2 separate regions of the Homo sapiens genome follow, and region 2 is linked to region 1. The links are chromatin loops, found by intact Hi-C in ENCODE. Cell type or tissue: ascending aorta. All regions are shown on one strand.

Region 1 (8,000 bases):
AGATTGTACTTATACTCAGATTGTACTTGTACTTTTCCTGGTAAAACCAGTCCCCCAAATAGCCACATAGAATCCTTATTTCTTTCAATATTCTGTTCAAAAGTCACCTCACAAAGCAGCTGACCCTGACAGAAAATACCTTATGTGACATAGGTTACCCTTCCATACTCTGTTGCCTTTTTCTTCATAGCAGATGTCATTATCTGACATAATCTAAAGCTTTTTAGAAATTTCTGTTTTTTTCCAACTCCAGAATATAAACTCCATGAGAGCAAGAATCTTATCTGTTTTGTTTCAGTTGGATGCCCAGTGCCTGTAACACCAATGCGTTAACAGGTGCTCGATAATTATTGTTGGATGAAGAAATGAAATACAGAGATGTTTTTATCTACAACAGTATTATATATTTGGGGGGTGGTATAGCAAGCGCTCATTGCTCTCCCCAAATACCACTTGTCAGTTGTTCAAGAAGTGCCACTGGAAAAAAGAGTAGCAGGGTTGCCAGAAAATCATTAGCACAAAGCTGGAAACATATTAATGTCCCCTCAAAAACTGAACTTTTGACTTATTAAAAATATCATGAATTGGGCTCAAATTCTCTGAAAGTGTAGCTAGTGGAAACCAATATGTCATAGATAATCATTTTTTTTTCTGAACCATTTAAGAGTAAGTTGCAGAAAGAATGTCTCATCACTGCTAAATTCTTCAATGTACATAGCCCCCCAACCACAGACATTCTTCTACAAAACTACAATATAAATATCCAAGTCAGGAATTCACCATTGATAAAATATACCATCCAATCTACCAATTTCACTGAATTTTTGCCAAGTGTTTATTTTTCCTTTCTGGTCTAGGAGCCAATCTGGGATATTTATTGTACGTAATTGTCACATCTCTTAAATCTCTTCAATTTGGATCAGTTCTTCTGTTTTTCTCTGTCTCTCATAAGTTTAAGAGTTTTAAAGAATATAAACTTTTCATTTTGAAGGTTGCCTCTCATCCTGGGTTTATCCATTGTTTCCTTATGTCTAGACCATGCCGTGTATTGTTCTTTTCAGGAACATGACAGAAATGACACTGTAATTCCAGTGCATTTCATAAGGAGGTACATGATAGGACTCATTCTACAAATGGTGATGTTCACCATGATCACCTGCTCAACTTGGTGTCTTCCAGGTTCCTCTTCAATAAATTCACCATTTATTGAATTAATAAGTATTTTTCAGAAGATACTTCAAGACTAGGCTAATATCCTGCTTCACATCAAACACCTACTCATCAGCCTTAGTATCCATTGATGACTCCTGCCTAAATCAAACAACACTCTTGTCAAATGGTGACTTTCTATATCCATTAATCCTTATCAGTAGGTATTTCTACCATAAGGAAGAGCTGTTCCTCCCTATTTATTTACTCCATCATTTTTCTGTATTAACATTAGCACGGATTCATGCCTTATTAGATAGGTTGTAATCAGTTACTAGGATCATTTATTTTATGTTCAGACTGTCCCAGATTTGGCCAGTGGGAGCCCTTTCCAGCTGGCTCTTCTGTCTTTTTGACATACTCCCATCATGCTTGGAGCATTTCCTTTCAAGAGGTTATGGGCTCACTCTGTACTTTCCCAGTGTCAGCCCTATAATCAGCCAGCTTGCTTTTCGTGGAGGATGCTATTTAGAAACGAAGATCTTCTGGCCACTGGATGTGCCTTTTGCTTTTGGCCTCTGAATGGAGAGAGCTATGGTATATATGTGTGCACACACATAAATATATATACATATAGTTTTTGAAAAATTATTTCATACTCATTGTTAATCCACCCTAAAGCCTCAAGGTTATTTACAGCTCTCTTTCTTTCCATATTTGTAAATTCCTTCTCCAACAGTAAGAAACCTCGCTCCTATTTTACTCAGTGTTTTACTTATTAGCCCAATGGCCCTGTAATTAAGCAATCTTCCAGCCATGCTATTTCCTTGACCCTGTCATCTCTTTAGCACCTAACTTTTCCAAAGGAAAGAAGGGGTAAGGGATAGTCACACATTCTTAATAACATAGCTTCTCCAAGTCTTCCAGCTGGAGAAAAAAAATGCTAAGCGATAAAGAAGACTGGGGAAACACTGTGGGTTGCTAAAGGCAACTGCTCAGAACCTAGCCGGGGGTTTCTAGCAGTGGACTCCTCCCTCAGATCTCTGGTGGTTCAGGAACCAGCAGCCAGGTGTCTCCACTTTTGCCTCCTTGGCAGTAAGCGCTATAAAAAGCACTGTCCCAATTGCCTAGAAGCCTATTTTCTAAAATGAATAAGCTAGGAACACATACAAATTCAGCACATCAAATGCCATAGAGACAAATTCTTCTAAGTAGTTCTTCTTGTGCCTGCTTCTAATTTGGGTACAGCTGAGGCTCTTTGCCCTCCCTTAACAGCCATCAGCTGTTTGTACTGCTGCCGGAAAAAGAGAAGTTGTACTGGTGGACGTTCATTAACGAAGAGCTGTAAACATGCTAAAGTCCTGGGGAAAAGGCAGCCTTTCATTTTTTAAATTTAAATCATGAATGGGTCCTGGGTTCTCTGAAAGAGCATCAGGTGGGAAACACAATGTAAATGATAGAGAACCATCAAACAAATATTTTTAGAGACTATATGGCAGGCATCTCAAGCCAAGGGAAAGGATATCCACCACCAAAACGTCTAATTGGTAAGGCACTCTGCTGTACTACAGTTTTAAGAACACTACACTAGGGGGACTGTACTGTCTGCTGACTACTGTAATCTCTATGCACAGTTGGAGAGCGCACTATAAACAATAACCCAAACAAACCTCCCTTGCCTGTTGGTGCTGCGAGTCCCCTGTTCCCAGCCATGACAATCAGAATAAACACAGTCCAGAAATGTCTCACCCGGTTTCTCTTCTTACAGAGTGACAAAACACCTATTCTATAAGAAAACGAATGTTAGATGTTTGCTTCCAGGTGGGCAGTAGGAAGCCCATTGTTATACCCATCTTAACAGAATGGTTGTTAGACCAGCAGCATCAGCACCACCTGGGAACTTGTTAGAAATGCATATTTTTGGGGCCCTACCACAGATCTACTGAACCAGAAACTTTGTGGCAGGACCCATCGGTCTGAGTTTTAAAACTAAAGATTTGATAGCCACTGCCCTAGGTATTCCAGAGGTAGCTTTGGAAGGACCTCAATACCAAACCACCTTACACTTTGGCCTTAGGACAGGTAATCAGGGAGCTCACGGCAGTACTTCCAGCAAACGGGAGGGTCGTTTACGAGAGGCACATACATTTGCTAAATGTAACGCTCAGGAAGTTATTCCCGTACTCAAAGGTCGAGGGGTCGCTTCCTCTTTACCTCCACCTAGATTAAGTCGCCGATTGAGGTTGAATTTGAGACCCGACAGGGGTCGCTGCTGCCCATAAAGAGAGACCAAGGGAACATGGCAAGAGAATCCCAGGGGCTTTGACATCACACTAAGCTCCTCCTTGCACGCACACATTATACACACACACACACACACACACAAACATACAGACACACACACACGGACCGCTTACTCCGCTCTGCCTGCTCGCTCCCACTGTCCCCAAGCCCGCCCCGCCCGCGGCAAGTGCGTGCCCAGGCGCAGCCACCGGCGAGATCAGGAGCGCAGCGCCCGCAGCCTGAGGGAACCGGCGCAGGGCAGCAGCGGCTGCAGCTGGATTCGCGCGCCCCAGCGCTCAGTGGCGGCGGCCGGGACACCCTGGGCAGCACCCCGCACCGCAGCACCCCAGACTACGAGCAATCGTGCCCGTCCCCGCCGGGGCTGGAGGGCGCAGGGCCGCCACCCTGCAAGTTCGTGGGCCCCCGGCCACCCTTATGAGAGAAGGCGAAGCCGGGCGAAGGAGCAGGACGCTCGGCAGCAGGACTCCTCCGCAAGCCCCGCGGGCCCTCTGTTCCCGCGCCCCCCGGGCGCCCAAGAAGCAAAATGCAACCACCGCGCTACAGCTGAGAGGGGAAGGGGCCAGCGCCATCCGCTCGCCCGGAATCCGGTCCCCGCGGCGGCTGCGCGTCCCGGCCGCGGCCCCTCCGGCCCGGGAGTGAGCAGCAGCAGGAGGAGAGGCAGCGGCCCGGGGTTGGCCGGGGCTGGGGAGGAGGGACGGGACGGAGGGAGGGCGCGGGGGCGGGGAGGGGGCCCCGGCGGATAAAGATGGCAATGTCTCTCATCCAAGCGTGCTGCAGTCTGGCTCTCTCAACATGGCTGCTTTCCTTTTGTTTCGTGCATCTGCTCTGCCTGGACTTTACCGTGGCCGAGAAGGAGGAATGGTACACCGCCTTCGTGAACATCACCTACGCCGAGCCCGCGCCGGACCCCGGGGCCGGGGCGGCGGGCGGCGGCGGCGCGGAGCTGCACACGGAGAAGACGGAGTGCGGGCGCTACGGAGAGCACTCGCCCAAGCAGGACGCCCGCGGGGAGGTGGTCATGGCCAGCTCGGCCCACGACCGCCTGGCCTGCGACCCCAACACCAAGTTCGCCGCCCCGACCCGCGGCAAGAACTGGATAGCCCTCATCCCCAAGGGCAACTGCACGTACAGGGATAAGATCCGGAACGCGTTCCTGCAGAACGCCTCAGCCGTGGTCATCTTCAACGTGGGCTCCAACACCAACGAGACCATCACCATGCCCCACGCGGGTGAGTGGCCCAGCGGGCGCGGGGGAGGGGAGCCGGCGGGGACGGAGGTGCCTAGAGGGATCCAGCGCCTGCCTCCAGGCTCCTTCTGGGAAGTCCGTGCGGCGCGGAAGACGTGTCTGGGTTCCCTGGACCGATTAAGTTTTGCTCCGCGTCACTTGGGGGGTTTACAAAGAGGAGAAGATTAACTGTATTGGGTAGGGGAGAGGCTGCCGGAGAGCTTGGCATAGCGCCGCTTGGACAGGGGTTCAACGTGGCGGGCTAACTTTTCCGAGGGGGACCTGGAAGGTGGGGTTTGGAGGGTAGGGCTCAGATACTGTTCTTGGTTAGTGACCGGCCCAGCACCTGTTTGGAACCAGTAGATCTGATACCACAGCACTGCCCTTGGGTCTGTGCATCAGGTATACCCTGATGCAGGCGCTATATCAGGAGAGGGGTAGGGTTACCTGCTGGCAGCTCACCACCGCGAACTTGCACTTGGGAGAGTTTCCCCTTTTGGGTTTACGCACTTCATTAATCATATTAAAAGTACTATGCTCTGCCAGGCTGTCATCCAGAGAAACTGACAGGTGGCCACGATGGTAAATAATAACAATCCTCAACAAGCCAAGAAGAGTGTGATGGCCCTAAAGTTATAACTACTTTTCTAATTATTGCATTATCCTTTGCCTGATTGGGAGGTTAAATATGCTGAAGGTTTTCTTTCTGGCTAGAATGAAGGGATTTCAGACTAGAGAGAATAAGCTTTTGTTAATGATCGCAGGTACCAGGACTAGAAATGCATTACTGTCCCAAAACTCAATACCGCATATGCCTGACATAAGCAATGTTTCCCTGGTGGTAGGAACACCCTCCCCCCAAAAAAGCCATCCCCAGGCTTGTTAACATAAGTCCATAAGCCACTAGTTTTAGCAAGCTAGCCTCCTTATGTCAGAGCTTGCTGCTTGTATTTGTGTGCCTGAGAAGTGGGCCCTCCTTCCCCAAAGGGGTTTCTGGGCCGAGACTGTGGCATCCAGTGCCCGGAAGGAGGGGAGAAAATGACAGATGCATTTTCTGAGTGGAGTCTCCTAATCAAAAGCATTATTTTCTTTAAAAACCAAATTTGAATAAATAGTTACGCTGCTGAAATGGAACACCAAGCTCTGGCTACATTTGTAGGGGTGTTCTCTTTGGGGACAAGTTTCCATTCCGAGAGCTCATGTCACCTATTAGTGAAATATTCAATTGGTTTGCCTCCAGTAATCAACACCAGCTGTTTTAGTCAGGGAAATTTGTCAACCTTAACACAAACAGGTGGGGAGGGGAAATGTTCCAGACTTCTAAAACACAGGCCAGAAAAATGTAGTGTGTTAATTAATGAAGAGGAGGAGAGGCAATTACTTAGAAAAGTTACAATACAGCACTTTCAGAATATTCGATATATTTTCTTGAGCTCGACAGTTTTCTAAGGGAAAAGATTGTGCTCTCACCTTGAGTCTTAAGAGCACTACTGAAACTTTGATATTCAAGGATGTTAAGGACTATGGAAAGCACTGTAAGTCATGTAAAGCATCTTTAGATAAACATGTTACTTAATATTTAAAACCTCAGTGGAGGAGGGGTGAAGGAAGCTTTTTTGTTTTTGTTGTTCTTTAAACTCCAAGAAGATTGTTAGCTGACTTTGTGAGATTCTTTGTTTCTCTGTGCATATGCATGAAATCTTGAACTCAACTTCTTTGAACATAAAGTAAGAGGCATCATTTGTTCCTGTCTAAAAAGGTTCTCTAGAACTGCCAACACATTGGATCAATTAATGGCTTGCTTATTTTTAAAGAAAACACTAAGCAGATTTCCCACACAAATGATGCTTGATTAAGATAGTGGGAGTGGAAGTTTAGTAATACTGTAGTTTGAACGTTAAAGGAAAAAAAAAATTGGAAATTGTCTATTATCTAATTGTTCTGTTTCCAAAAATGTATTCATGCTGTATCTGCCAATGGCCAGGAAACTCCATATTATCTTCTGACATTTTGCCACATTAGGAGACTCTGTTCACTTCAGTCAGAGGCTAGCATTGATTTCTGCTAGAGTGTCATTATGAGCAGATACATGACAGGGTAGCATGGTAAACCCTTGACTATACTCTGAAATTCTTCTGCCTAAATCTCAAACACTGCCAGCTCTTGTCTGGCTGTCAGTGTCTTCCATGTAGTCCAGATCTTGAAAGCTTTACTTTTCCTAGTTAAATTTGAGGTCAGATTTCTGAATTCAGTTTGAGAAACTGCACATTTTAGATGCTAATCAAATATTTTTATTTTGTGAACTTGGGATACCATACCAGAAAATCTGCATATTTGTGAACTTTTAAATTCAGTTTTTAAAAAGTTTTAAAAACTGCAAAAGCTGATGATATATCTATCACCTTTCCTTAGATGCTTTATTTTTGGAACTGATAGATTTCAGGTGAGAAGGTCTGTATTTAGTGTTATGCAACCTGTCGTTTAACATCTATGCATTTGTGTATCTTGAAATTCAATTAAATAGAAATTGTTTTGTCCTTTTCATATACGTTTTCTGTTTTTTTCTTTTCCTGCTTAAATAATTTTGATTTTCTGCCACTTATGTAACTATAACTTCTCATTCAAAAAGACACCACTTCTCCTGGGATAGACCAGTAGTTTTGCTTTATAACAAGTCACTTTCCTCCCCAGTATAACAGCTTTACTGAAATATAAACATACTCTGCAGTTCACTCATTTAAAGTATGCATTTCAATGGCTTTTAGTGTATTGACTGAGTTGTGCAGCCATCATCACTATCTAGTTCTAATAAGAAACTCTTGTACTTCCCCAATATTCCCCAACTCCTAGTCACTCCCCATTATTCCCCAACTCCCAGCCCTAGGCTAATCTACATTCTGTCTTCATGTATTTAAATGCCTCTTTTGTACCTTTCATATAAATGGAATCATATAATATGTGGACTTCTGTGATTGGCCTCTTTGATTTAGCATAATCTTTCTAAGGTTCATCAAGGTTGTAGCATGCGTCAGTACTTAAACCCTTTTTATTGCCAAATAATATTTCGTTGTATGGATATATCACATTTTGTGTATTTATTCATCAACTGATGGAAAATTACGTTGTTTCTACCTTTTAATTGTTATGAAAAATAGTGCTATGAACATTCATGTACAAGTTTTTGTATGGACATTTCTCTTGATTATATACCTAGGAGTGGAACTTCTGAGTCATATGGCAACTCTATGATTTAATCTTTTGAGGACCTTCTAGACTGTTTTCCAAAACAACTGCATCATTTTGCATTCTCACCAGCAGTGTT
Region 2 (8,000 bases), 760 kb after region 1:
CAATCTAATCTACTACATTGAAGCAACCTAGACCTGTCAGTGTTATTCTTTCAACAAGTATTTACTGAATATCTTCTATGCCCAAGGCATTGTTATGCCTCCGTATCTTAAACAGTAGAAAGCAGACCTATTAAATAAGGATATCTACATACTAGAACTAGAATCACAATAGAGATATCAGTGTATTACACATTCTCTCACAGCTGTTAATACAAATCTTGTTGTACTTCAGATACTAACATGAAATTTGAAAATGCCCAGTGTACATCTACATAAATCCTGTTACACTTTAGATACTAACATGAACTTCAAATTAAAATGCCCAGTGTACATATACATAAACTTCAAGTTTATAGTTCAAGTTAGATAGCACTCACTAGTCTAGAAAAAAATATGAAATATCCCTTGTATAACATTATTAAATAATTAACTACAAATGGTATACAATTAATTTAATAATGCTGAATAAACCTACTCCAAGTCTTCTAGCATCTGTCCCCTTATCTAAACCGCATTTAAAGTTGCTCTGCCCGACCTCTTTTTCACATTATTTAATTCTCAGGTTCTCTGCATTTCAGATTACTAAAATTTTTCCAACAATTCTTTTTTTAAAAGTTATTCAGCCTACTGTAGTATTTAAAGACCACACTCCAAAAACTATTCCTCTCCATTGAATCAACATGTCTCTTTAACTATAATTGAAGAGGAAGAGTGTCAGTGAAAACTTGATTTGACATTTCCCTGACAGAGAAGCACACCTGTAACCAGGTACTACAGTCATTCTCTTTTCATACCATTTCAACCACTGATCCAGCTAAAAGAGGTCTGAGTAAGATGAGAGAGGCAACAGCCAAAAGCAAAAGTGATCGTGGGAGTGCTCAGCAAGAGTAAGCTGCAATTTGGCATCTGTCTTTGCTAAATAATAAATTAAAAGTGCTTCAAATTTCTCATATCCAATGATTTTAAGGCTACAGCTAGAACGAATTTTCATGATAGCTAAGAAGAGTTATAAGATATACAAGCCAAAGCAACAGATAATCAGAAAATCGACACAGCTGATTTTGAAGTCAGATATAATACAGTGATAGGGTAGTCTTCTTTTGCTTATGTTTCAGACTAATATTTAAATTAAACCAAAAAGTCTGCAAAAACACAAGTATTCCAAACTCACCAATATAAGAGGTAAAGAAAAAGAAGCCAGTTTCTGAAATTCTGACCACATATAATTCAAACAATAGAAAACCTATGCATGGTTTAGCAACAGTGTGACTTCATCTGAAAAAGTGAAAGAAAATAAAAAGCAGAAAAACAGGGTGGAGAGGGCTTATTAAAGGAAAAATTACTCTTACACTCAAGATTAGGGTAGAGGCAGGAGCACAAAAGTAGTGCCACAAGAACAGTGCTATAAGGGTATACAACGCGAGAGAGCACAATTCACACCACAGTCTACGTAAGATTGCATCCCAAGTGTTGCACAGTGAAAAAACCGCCCACTGTATCTGGCAGCCCTACGCATAAGGGCATTACTCTTTAGTACAGTGGACCACAGCATTACCTGCTGCCTTTCCACGACAAAAGAACAAGAAGCAATTGTATTTTATTGTGATGTGATCAAATAGACCCATCTCAAAATGCTACTATTGTATTAATATATATTCAAAGTCTTTCAGTAGATTTAGGGCAATAAACTGATTTGTTTGACATATGGGATCAAAAGACTTGCTGAGTTCTTTATGTCAAAGTATTTTAGCCATGGATTTTTTCTTTTAAAATAGTATTGATCCCCAAACTGCCCAAAGTCTACATTAACACAGTACTACATCATAACAGATACTTAATACTGAGCTTTTCAAATTTTTCAACTATAAAATCCTTTTTTACCTATAGTTGCTATAACATCAATCTAATTCCATGTCAAATATGCTCTTAAGAGTTCACTTTCAACTCCTTCTGCTCCTATATATAAACGCAAATCTGATGAAAAACGAGAAAATTAAGACCAAGTCTGCTCAAGCGTGGGAACACTGAAATGAATTTGGGGCGCTGAGGCTGCTCTGCCTATCCTAAACCACCTTACCCCAGAAATGGACATGGTTCGCTGAGATTCTTCAGCTCTGATGTATGGCTAGGTCAGACCTTTCAAAGGTTTCTCAAAAAACACAGTAAATTCGGGTATCTAGCCTTGGTTAGTGGAAGGGAATCTAGAATTACTTTTTTGATTATTTAAGTCCAGGAGGCAGAACGCATAGAGAGAATACAAACCAGGAAATGTGGCAAACATTGGGACAAGATTCATTTAATTAAATAATTTTTGCCATGCACACACACCTGTGACCAAAGACGATCATCTTACCAAATATGCCCCTATCTTATTTTACAGTTATCTCTAATAGTGTACAATATCCACAATATCACTCTCCTCAAGAGGCAGCCTGGCACAATGATTAACAATATGGATTCAGATTACCTGGATTCAAATCCTAGCTCTGCAATTTATAAGCTCTGGAACCCTGGGCAAGGTTAACACCTCGGCCTTAAGTTTCCTCATTTGTAAAATGTGGATAATAACCGTACGTATCTCATGGGTTTGTTGTGAGAATGAGTGGATAGATACAATGTGTTGGCAACAGTACCTAGTACATAGTAGGTATTCAATAAATGTCTGCTATCGTCTTCTCTACCTTTTAGCTCTAATTTGGGCAACAGAAAGAATTTAAAGAAAACCATCTGGTCCAGCTGCTTCATTTTACAAAATCAAGGCCAAAGATGACAATGGCTTACTGAAGACCACAGAAGTAGTTAGCAACAGGGCCAAGACTACAACAAATGCCCAGTGTTTTTTCCACCATTCCACCACAACTATTGTCACATCTGAGCCTGCAGATTTTGAGACTTTTTCCTAATACCCGTCCATCTTCAGCCACTCAACTTTTCTGCATCTAAAATTGATTTCACCATCTGTCATACTGGAGAACTACTAAGACTGCTAAAATAATGTCTTCGTGCATTAATGTGCTAAATGCTTTGCATATGTTATTTCATCAAATCAACAGAAGGAAACTGCAATTTACAGATATGGACACTAAATTTCAGAAAGTCTATATATCTTTCAGAAAAGCTGTTTCAGAGGTTTCACAGCCAATGTCTCTACCAAGAATTTGAACCCAGGTCTAACTTCACAGTCCATGCTTTTTCCATTATGCAATGGAAAAAACTTTAATATGGCCCTAATCTTAAGTTTGCCAAACATTTTGCTACCACTGATGTCAAACTCCTCTGGAATCTTTACTAAGCAACTGAAAATAAACTCCATTCCCTTCAAGCTACGGAACTTCAATATAATGTCTGTTCAGATCTGTTCAAGTTCTGCTTTGACTTGTCCTGGTTAAATAAATCCAGTTTCAAATTCCACAAGATCAAGGAACTGTTTGGCCAAATGAGGATTTAAATGGAAGCTATACTCTCAGAGAATGGCTAGCTACACTGATTTTAATCAGGAATAGAGGTACCAGAATACATGGGCACAGCTTTGGGTCCTCGGGCATAGAAAACGTGTTGGCAACCTGGAATGGCATCTGTCCTTATTGTTGCGTAATAGTGTGAGGTTGACACACTGTATAACAGAAGCCCTGCCTTTCAGGAATGTATCCTCTTTCTCCTTTCCAAACCTTTCTTCCCAAAACTTGTTCAGCAGGACTCTGGGGGAGAAGACGATCAGGAAACAAACCCAGGTGCCGCTTTCGCCGCCTGGAAAAATGGTCCAATCCTTATTTTACGGCTCTCTAGGCTCCCTCCCCACCTCAGCCTCCCCTCCCATCTCTCAGGCTCTCGCAGAGCAGCCACGGGAAGGTCCAGGCGTGCCAGGTCCCATTCCACCCAAACGCCCCTCCCGCAGTCCAATTCCAGAGCCGAGAGCTGCAAAGCGGCTCCCGACCCAGGAGCTGCGGGGAGAAAGCTACACGATGTCTGCGTCAGGGACCGCGAGAGGTCCCTCTCCCAAAGAACGCCTGGGCCTGACAACGAAAACAGGAGAAAAAGAGGTCGCGCAAGGGTTCTGCCGGGAGCCAGGCCTCCGCCGCCCACCAAATGCCCAGGCCCGAGACCGCTCCTCCCGGGCCCCCGGTGCGCAGGGCCGCGTCCAGCCCGCCCCGCCCTCCAGGCCCTCGGAGGTACTGAGGATGCAGCTCTAGTCGCCTGGGGCCAGGCCCTCCGCTGCCCGGGACGGCCCTCACCTTCCGCTTGAGGCGCCGGGAGAAGGAGGGATCCGGCCGACACCTCAGGCCGGGACACTTGGACCAACTGACCCCGGCAGCTCCGCCCACTCCGCCCACAGAACGTGCGCCGTGAGAAGAATCCCATCCCGTCCCAGCCGCTCGCCCGCCAATCCTGACTCGAGAATACACGCCTGCGCATTAGCTGCCCGCCTCACCCCAGTCGTCCAATCTCAAAGCACCGGGATCCACCTTTGCCATAACAAAAGGACACTGACATCCAATCAGGATTGAGGTCGCTGTGGGCGGGACCTGGAACAGCGACAGCCAATGACAGTAAAGAAGCGAAGCTAAGCGGCGCTGGTGAAGCGGCTCATCAGGTCTATCAGGAAACCTGAGAATTGGAGTGAGAATCCCAGTGTGGAAAATCAGGAAAGAGGCTGGTATGAGCGACAGAGAAGTCATTCAGGAAAGAGGTTGGTATGAGCGACAGAGAAGTCATTCAAGTTCGAGAAAAGAGCGTTTGCGAACCAAGCAGAGAAAGTCAACGCGACACCGTCGTTCCTTAATTCTAAAAGCAGACTTTTTCATATTTTTCTTATTTCCGAAATCGGAAAGCTTATAGTTGAGCTAGTGGAATGTTCCTCTCCTCACGCCCCTCCTCCGAAACTATTATTAAATCTGTAGTGCGTGGCCATTTAATATTTTAGAATTGAGAAAATACCCTAGTGGTACTGAGGCATAGCACTTGTGCTTACCTTACCCCTGTGGAGCCTCACAGCAACCCACAGAAAGGAACTGAAGCCTGAGCGTGAACACATTTCTTGCTCAAGGTCACATATACGGTATCAAGAGTGGAGTGTTCTTCGTGACACCGTTCATCGTAATCTAGTACTTGACACAAAGCGGCATCCTGCTTTAATATTCGTTGAGTACAAGGTAGACATCCACAGCAATACATTATTATTTTGGCTTTGGCACAGCCTCCTAAGCTGTAGAGACAAGCCTTATGTCTCCCTGTTTCTTGACTTTTTACTTCTGGCACAGTTTGCTGACACATCGCCTTAATCATTTTAAGAGCTATATAAAAATATCTTCTATTCAGTGTTTTGAGAACTATGCATTTGGCTGCGACTGCAATATTCAGTTTGAGGAAATTTACTAGAATGCAATGTAGGAGCTAAATAAATGAAAAAAAATCCAACATAAATCTAATAGGAGTGCCAAAAAAGAGAGACTAGAGAGAATGGATGCAGGCAGTATTCAAAGAGTAATAACTAAGAATTTTCCAAGATTGTGGAATATTTGAATTTTCAGATTCAAGAAGTACTTATTCTTGAGCAGGATTAATATAAGAATTCTATGCAACGGTGAAATTGCAGGACACCAAAGATCAAGAGAAACTATTAAAAGCAACCTTTTGTTTTTGCTAGAACAGTATTTTTAAATATTTTTAATTGTAGTGAAATATACATAGAATAAAATTTACCATCTTAACCATTTTTAACTTCAGTAGTATAAGATACATTCCACATTGTTCTCCAACCAATCTCCAGAACCAATCTCTCTTTTCATCTTGCCAAACTAAAACTGTATACCTATTAAAGAGCAACTCTCCATTTCCTATTCCCCTCATCCTCTGGCAGTAATCATCTTACTTTGTGTTTATCAGTTTGACTACTCTAGGTACCTCACCTAAGTGGAATAATACAGAATTTGCCCTTTTATGACTGGCTTATTTCATTTAGCATAATGCCTCAGAGTTCATCCATGTTATAGCATATTGCAGAACTTCCTTTTTAAGGCTGAATAGTTCTATATATCATTTATTATGTGTATTATGCCACATTTTGTTTATTCATCTATCAGTGGACGCTTAGGTTGCTTCCTCCTTTTGGCTATTGTGAATAATACTGCTATGGACATGGGTGTGCAAATGTCTCTTTGAGACCCTCTTTTCAGTTCTTTTGGATATACACCCAGAAGTGTGTGTTAATTTGTGCTGAATCATATGGTAATTCTATTTTAAAGCAACTTTTAAAAAAGTGGTATTGACACAAGAATAGACAAAAAGAAAATTAGGAAAAAAAGGGTACCTGGAAGTTGGTATACAATAAAGATGTCTGGTGAGGAATAACTGTTTCTAAGGTTGTGGGGAAAAAACTATTATTCATTACTGTTGGGAGTGTAAATTAGTATAGTAACTGTTCGTGGGATATAGAAAACACAAGTTATGGTGGTTCTAGTTAAATTGGCTATTTATATAAAAATAAGAAATTCAATCCTGATACCACGACAGAAATAAAACTAAATTCCAAATGAAATAATGATCCAAAATGTGACAAACAAAACTCTAAACTTTTAGAAGAAAAGCGTATGTCTGTATATCGCCGTAGGGAAGAAACAGCACGATTCATTAAGGAAAGATGTAAAATATTGATTATTTTAAAATTTGGAAGTTTTACAAACAGAAGAGAAGCCATCTCTAATCAAGTTAAAAAACAAGCCACAGGTTGGCAGAATATAGTAAAACTCTCAAAATATAAAGAATTCAGGCCAGGCGCGGTGGCTCACGGCTGTAATCCCAGCACTTTGGGAGGTCGAGGCGGGTGGATCACGAGGTCAGGAGATTGAGACCATCCTGGCTAACACGGTGAAACCCCGTCTCTACTAAAAATACAAAAAATTAGCTGGGCGTGGTGGCGGGCGCCTGTAGTCCCAGCTACTCGGGAGGCTGAGGCAGGAGAGTGGCATGAACCCAGGAGGCAGAGCTTGCAGTGACATGGTGCCACTGCACTCCAGCCTGGGCGACAGGGTGAGACTCCGTCTCAAAAAAAAAAAAAAGAATTCAGACAAATCAGTAAGAAAAAGACAACTCAAGATAAATATATGCAAATAACGTAAGTAGGCCACTTACAGAAGAGGAAAACTGAACGGCCAGAAAGGTTTTTAAAAAATGTTTACCTTCACTAATAATTAGGTAAAATAACATTAAAACAATTAGATAAAGGGGCATATTCATCAAGAAGACACAAAATCCTAACCACAGTGCTACAAAATAGAAATGAATCAAAAATTAATTGAATTCAAACAGTTCATTACTCCCTGCTCTGCAATTTGTAAAACAACTATACAGATAATTTAAGTATACAGAACTCAGGTCCCAAACTTTTCAGTATATTAGAATCACCTGGGAATCTTTTAATTATTCTAGTGAACAGACCACACCTCAGAATAAATTACAGTCTTAAGGAGTGAGATACAGGCATTAGTATTTTTGAAAGTTACGAAGGTGATTTTGAAAAAAGGCTGGCAAATTTCTGAACTATTGATATAGAAGACCTGAACAATCCTATCAGCCAACTTGACCTAATGGACATTTGTAGAACATTGCACCCAATAACTGAAGAACATGCTTTCTTTTCCAATGCACTTGGAAAATTCATCAAAATAGACTCCACTGTGTATCATCAAACAAATCTCAGCAAATTTAAAATAATTGAAACAGTAAAAATTATTGTCTCTACCCACAAATTAAACTAGAAATCAGTAACAGAAAGATATTTGTAAATCTCCAAATAGTTGGAAATCAAACTATGTACTTCTAAACAAACCATGGGTCACAGGGGAAGTCACACACAAAAAAATTAGAAAGTAATTTTAAACTAAAATGTAAACATAAAAAGGCAGCTCTTGCATGACTCAGCTTTCAGCTTATTTTCAGCTTTCAGACTTGGGAGGCTGAAGCAGGAGAACTGCTTGAACCCAGGAGGTGGAGGTTGTAGTGAG

Evidence for each region. Hi-C counts contacts between places; a loop is a spot of excess contacts. Peaks named below come from ENCODE experiments on the same cell type or tissue, not always from the same donor. Only the 100,000 strongest peaks of a DNase experiment are listed, where the experiment ranks them.
Region 2: a loop joins it to region 1, with 5 times the contacts of the local background. A loop is called at or near these places in 9 of 110 quality-filtered maps.

What each region holds. Positions count from the first base shown.
Region 1 is chr4:141,129,007-141,137,006 of GRCh38, reverse strand. RNF150 (ring finger protein 150) reads left to right here and starts at 3,538. Exons shown (of 7, transcript NM_020724.2): 1 at 3,538-4,682. The coding sequence starts at 4,199. RefSeq lists a silencer at 3,600-3,719. In ascending aorta, CTCF peaks have their summits at 2,158 and 3,412; DNase peaks (open chromatin) are centred at 3,566, 4,066, 4,536 and 4,736; H3K4me3 peaks cover 3,814 bases; H3K27ac peaks cover 1,804 bases.
Region 2 is chr4:140,369,950-140,377,949 of GRCh38, reverse strand. SCOC (short coiled-coil protein) reads right to left here and starts at 4,304. Exons shown (of 4, transcript NM_001153484.2): 1 at 4,233-4,304. It overlaps SCOC-AS1 (SCOC antisense RNA 1), which reads left to right and starts at 4,558. Exons shown (of 5, transcript NR_033939.1): 1 at 4,558-4,687. RefSeq lists a silencer at 4,015-4,214 and enhancers at 4,375-4,424, 4,120-4,621. In ascending aorta, CTCF peaks have their summits at 4,699 and 4,913; a DNase peak (open chromatin) is centred at 4,439; H3K4me3 peaks cover 3,418 bases; H3K27ac peaks cover 1,930 bases.